Linked DNA regions of Homo sapiens: region 2 is linked to region 1. Evidence: chromatin loops called from intact Hi-C (ENCODE). Cell type or tissue: prostate gland. All regions are shown on one strand. Each heading gives the region's core, and the rest is flanking DNA. Links, peaks and the distances in the headings are about the cores only.

Evidence for each region. Peaks named below come from ENCODE experiments on the same cell type or tissue, not always from the same donor. Only the 100,000 strongest peaks of a DNase experiment are listed, where the experiment ranks them.
Region 2: a loop joins it to region 1, with 5 times the contacts of the local background. A loop is called at or near these places in 14 of 110 quality-filtered maps.

What each region holds. Positions count from the first base shown.
Region 1 is chr4:97,158,667-97,161,598 of GRCh38, forward strand. No RefSeq gene overlaps it. Among named protein-coding and RNA genes, the nearest start is that of STPG2-AS1, 210 kb to the right of the region's middle. In prostate gland, for the core only: no CTCF peak of the experiment used is centred there; a DNase peak (open chromatin) is centred at 1,155; H3K27ac peaks cover 855 bases.
Region 2 is chr4:95,155,220-95,158,151 of GRCh38, forward strand. It overlaps BMPR1B (bone morphogenetic protein receptor type 1B), which reads left to right. Exons shown (of 13, transcript NM_001203.3): 13 at 1-2,932. Among named protein-coding and RNA genes, the nearest start is that of UNC5C, 390 kb to the right of the region's middle. In prostate gland, for the core only: a CTCF peak has its summit at 1,167 (motif pointing right); no DNase peak of the experiment used is centred there.

The DNA of each region.
Region 1 (2,932 bases), core at 185-2,684:
TCCAAGCAGGAGTGTGCTGAGTAAGACTGAAAACCAAGCGTAGCAATGTATTCTTTATTACAATTATATTGGTTGTCCACAAGGATGTACACCACAGGGAAGGAAGGAATAAGTTAGTTTCCCTGTAATTTATTCAATGGTAAAGAGTAGGGAAAATTTACAAGGTAGAAAGGAGTAAGAATAGCATTAAAAGTTGAAAAGCCTGGTTCAAATATTTACATTTTTATTCCTGTGTAGATTTGGAAAATGAAATTCTGTAGAAAATGCCCTAATTTACCAAAGTCAGACACTTAGAAATGGATTTATAAATATATGTTTGTTTTCTGAGCTCCCGGTTAAGTGTTGTGAAGGAGAAAGAAACCACATTTGCTGTGTTTATTTCATACTCAAAGCCACAATGCCCAGATTCTGTAGAGGTTCAATAAATACTTATTGAATTAATTAACAGATGCATTAATTCTCAGTCCATAAGCTGCATCATCATTTTCCTGTTTGGATTAAGAAAAAAGAGAAGCAAAATGTTAAAATGTTAATATATATCAAAAACTAATATTTTAAAAACTGCTTCTTAGCTACCAGGTTAAATTTCCAGTTGAATCAAAGCTAAGGAGTATCATCAACTTGTGAAAATAGGTTTAGTAATGCAAGCGTAGGCAGCACAGTTGCGTAAAGAGCATCATTATGATTCTTTCCCCTTTTCCTTACTCACATTTAAGAAACCATCAAATTACATTCTGGCACGCACAGCATATTGGGAGAATAGGGTGGCCAAAGTACATGGCATTCGTTACTGAATTTGAACAGTATGATAAAACTTCATACCCCTTAATAAGTCTCAGAGCAGCACATGTTCTAATATTGAAAATGAAACATTATTTGTAAAGAATTAGCATGCCAGAAAGTCTTGTTAAGATGAGGTTTTAAGAATCTTTAAATAGCTGATATTTAAAGAAATAACAGCCTCATGATTGGAAGATGCTTAATTCAGTTAAGTATGTACTCTCCAAGCTAATGAATTGCTTTTTGAGAGAGAATCACAGTACACTTGGATGATAAAGTAAAATTAATTAACTCAGTGTCACAGTACACAGAGATTTTGAAACATGAAAAGCACATAACCTGAGCCTGAGCCACAAACTGGATTTTCCAGATGTAGACCTAGATGATAGCTGTAATTCACGTCATTTTATGACATTTCATGGAACATTTGGTTATTATGACATTTATGATGCAATGAAATAGGCTATAAAATGCTGTAAATTGTTGGGAACAAAAGACATTCATATATGTGATGGGCATTTTAGTTTTAATCAAGGTATTAGTAGGTTAAATCAAAATTCAACTCAGAGTTGGATGTTAAAGTTTTAATTTAGGTTTCTTTCTTTTTTCATTCTCCCTCCCACTCTCCATCTCTCTTTTTCTGACTACTTTGTTCCTTCTTTTCTATGAAATCAAATGTACAGGACTAAAAATTTTAAAAAAGAATTTTTTTTTCATATTTTCTGTTTCCATGTTTCTAGAGAGTGAAACAAATTTATGAACCTATGAATGAGAGAAGCAAATTCATAAATTGAAAATTGCATGGTTCCCAGTTCATTTGGATATCTCATGCCTTTCTAAAATGTGGAAAATGAAAAATTTCTGGTAGTAAGTGATGACTATGGTTTTCCTACATCTGGTAATATTATTTCCTAAAAACTATTTTAGCACCTGCTGTCAGATTTTTTTAAAGTGTCAGAATTGACTCCATTGAATTATGCACAGAAATTAATAATAAAGTGTTTTTCCAGGAAGTAGATTTTAAAGGCATAGATATTGATCTGAGGAAGAGAAAGATAAATAAGAGAACTTTACTAAAAAAGCTTGGCTATTCTTTTAGATATCATTATTACTTTGTTCAGTTTAGTATTTATAAAGTTACCAGAGTATCATTTGAATATTAAAGTTTGATACTGTATACATTACCACCAAACTGTTCCGAAAATATAATCAGCCACTATGCTAAAATAAGTGTAATGGTAAAAGGCCCAGTTACAATACTATATGAAGACAAATAAGAGTATTGCTATTATTACAAAGGATACAGCATTCCAAACTCACACTATTATGGTTGTTCCACAAATAAAAAGCTAGTTTCATCACCAAATGCATATAAACAATACTACTATCTAATTATTATCTATTGGCAAGCTCACCTTTTACTACTAGGATTAAAGATAAAGGCAGTTGCCACATATCTACAACTATCTGATCTTTGACAAACCTGAGAAAAACAAGAAATGGGGAAAGGATTCCCCATTTAATAAATGGTGCTGGGAAAACTGGCTAGCCATATGTAGAAAGCTGAAACTGGATCCCTTCCTTACACCTTATACAAAAATTAATTCAAGATGGATTAAAGACTTCAATGTTAGACCTAAAACCATAACAACCCTAGAAGAAAACCTAGGCATTACCATTCAGGACATAGGCATGGGCAAGGACTTCATGTCTAAAACACCAAAAGCAATGGCAACAAAAGCCAAAATTGACAAATGGGATCTCATTAAACTAAAGAGCTTCTGCACAGCAAAAGAAACTACCATCAGAGTGAACAGGCAACCTACAGAATGGGAGAAAATTTTTGCAATCTATTCATCTGACAAAGGGCTAATATCCAGAATCTACAATGAACTCAAACAAATGTACAAGAAAAAAACAAACAACCCCATCAACAAGTGCGCAAAGGATATGAACAGACACTTCTCAAAAGAAGACATTTATGCAGCCAAAAGACACATGAAAAAATGCTCATCATCACTGGCCATTAGAGAAATGCAAATCAAAACCACAATGAGATACCATCTCACACCAGTTAGAATGGCGATCATTAAAAAGTCAAGAAACAATAGGTGCTGGAGAGGAGTGGAGAAATAGGAACACTTTTCCACTG
Region 2 (2,932 bases), core at 201-2,700, 2.0 Mb before region 1:
CCACTTTGGCCATCCCTGCATTTGGGGCCGCTATGGTAATGTGAATGCACTGGGTACAAACACCGCCTGTCTAGGACCACATTTGGAATTCCTGCAGGTGGCCTTTTGCAGCTTCAGGCAATATGGAACAAATGAAGGTTTATGTGACTCTAATAGAAGTAATTGTTGATAGGTGTTCTTCAGATCCACTTCTGTTTCTGATTGAGTTAGGCATCTCTTTCATGGTAAAACCCTTTTCATTAAACACAAAGAAAGCTTTTTTTTTTTTTTTTTTTTTTTTTTTTTTTTAATGTGCAGAGGATTGACCTGTGCATGCTTTTGATCTCTCATTCAAAGGATCAATATTAAATAAAATTGTCATGAGCTGTGTTGAAGACAGGGTGCTTTCAAATAGAGGTAATTTGCTCTTGTGTTGTAAGAGGAACATGTCAACAAAGATAGGAAATGAGGGTGATCGTGCAGATGGCTTGTATCTTATATATGCAAAGGAGCCAATCTCAGAAGCACAAAGAAAAAAGTGTGCATACCTTATTTTGTACAGATAAAGATGATGTCTTTTTGTTATTGTCTGTCTGTTTTGTATGTGTCTGAGATAAGGGATAGAGAGGAAACATCCGTCAGGCTAATTTAACTACATTTTATTTTAAAAATAGAGAAACATAACCTCTAGATGGGACAGCAGAGGACAGTTAGTAGAGGCCACAAACTGTTATGGGCTGCTGTGTTTTGTTCTAAAATCAATATGGTTGGAGCATGTATATCTTAGGTGATCATTTCACATCTTAGGAATGCCTACTCATTTTATTTTATTCTAGTGATGCTCAATTCACTATTTAATTTATTATATTTTCTCTTCTGTGGCACTTATACAAAATATCTCTTCACCTACTTAGTTCTACAGGGTTTTAACTTTGGAGCAACATGAATAAAATCATCGAGAAGGCCAATATTGTTTAGCAACATGAATACAATACAGTTTAAAGTTGTACACATCCTGCTCAACTTTATTCATATACATTTCCTTTCTGTGGTTTTCTTTTGCTTCTTAGAAATTCTGTTAGTGGTTAGTAAAGAATTTGAAAGTACTTTCTCCTTGCTGTTTTTTTTTTTTTTTAAGACATTCCTCCCAGAATACTCCAGGGGGCAGTGTTTTATAACACATTTTCCCCACTGGGTGATTGAAGGATGGAGGATTTTTGAAAATTTGACAGCTACATGAAACATGAGAAAACATTTTCCTCACTTCTGAAGTCGGTTTGCAGCTGGTAACTTGTTCATCCAGAAAACATTCTAAAGCAATGAGACTTTGTGAGCTGTGCTTACAGTTTGGGAGAATCATGAAGATTCTTTCTATATTTTGCATTTACTTCCCAGTGCTTCATAGCTGCATTTTGTTTGTAACTAAGACAGAAGAATTTCGTAATCCTTGAAATTGAAAAAAAAAAAATTGTGTTTTTAAAGAGTGAAAACAGTTAGAAAACAAGTAGAACTGTAATCAGAACGCTGCTTCAATTGATATTAAAAATAACCTCAATAATAATGTAAAGGTTCCTTTCTCTTGTGTCAGTTATATTCTTAGGGATAGCCTAGAAGGAATATATGGTTAGAACTAAGTGTGACTAATCATCTGAGCCTTGAAGAGAAACTTCAGTGCCTCTAAACAGATCATCTACAAAACAACAGGTAAACATTTATGCCAGTTAAGTGGGTCATGTTTTTGTTTCTTGGGTTTTTCCTAAATTTAAGTGAGGTTGGGCTTACCTTGTAGATAAAATTATGTTTTCTTTTTGGTAAATACTTGAACGTGGATAACGTCAAATCAGAATATTTTGTGAGGAGGTGATGATTTGAAATTAAGCTAGATTTCTAGGGAGGTGTTGGTTCCAATGAAGGATGGGAAGAAATTAAAATAGTCTTCAAACTTCTTCCTTATTATATTTGGTTGCTTTGGAAAAGATTGGTCCTATCCTCAATCTAATTTATTCACTATTAATATTTTAAAAACATTCCTGAGATACTTAAAAAGACCCACTTAGCGATTATAGTTGCTCAATGAAACAAGAATTTATTTATGCATAGATTTTTCTCTGTATCTTACCAAAATCCACTTTACTTAGATAACACTAAATTGTTCTTAAAGACTACTCATTTCCCAATAATCCTTTATGATTTCAAAATTTCTAGTGGCTCAGAAGTGAATTTTATTTTATTTGTCTTTCACTTGAATAAATGAGAACCCAGAAATTAATAATGTTGTTTATTGCTTACTGTCAGGACTATTTCAAAGACTAAGAAGAGTTTCTTCTAACCCCTCCCTCTCAAAGGAATCCTAAATTATTAGTTGTTAGATAAGTTTTGTATGCTAAGATATTCAGGTTTATAGTTTATGTATGTGTGTATATATATAAATATATATGTATATATAAATATTATGTTCAGTTTGGAGTCTGGCACAACTCCATTATGTGGATTAGAGAGTAAGATATTATGGATGATAAAGTACTAAATGAAACATAATATTTATTTATAAAAGTGTGTAGATTGTTAAATCACAAAAAGAGTGCTATGACCATTATGTATGAGGAAACAGGCCTTTGACCTCCTGGAAAGCACTGCTCAAAAGTCATTAGTGCCCATTTTTGAATTCCCCAAACAGAAAGCTTCTTAGAAAACATGCTGAGATTTTATTTACAGGGAATTCTTTGACACATTTCAATTGGTGTGTAGTCAAGTATAGCAAGTACTTAATAATGACTGAATTTCATGTTCCTACAGTCATACATATTCATTAGAAGTTTTATGTTGTTGGTCTGATCTGATTCTTCTTTGTTTGTGGGTGGAACGGCACTGAGAGAAGTATAGTTTTTTAAACTTGAACATGTTCAGTAGTTACATTGCCTTAGAAAACCCAGACACATAGCAGTGGAAATGA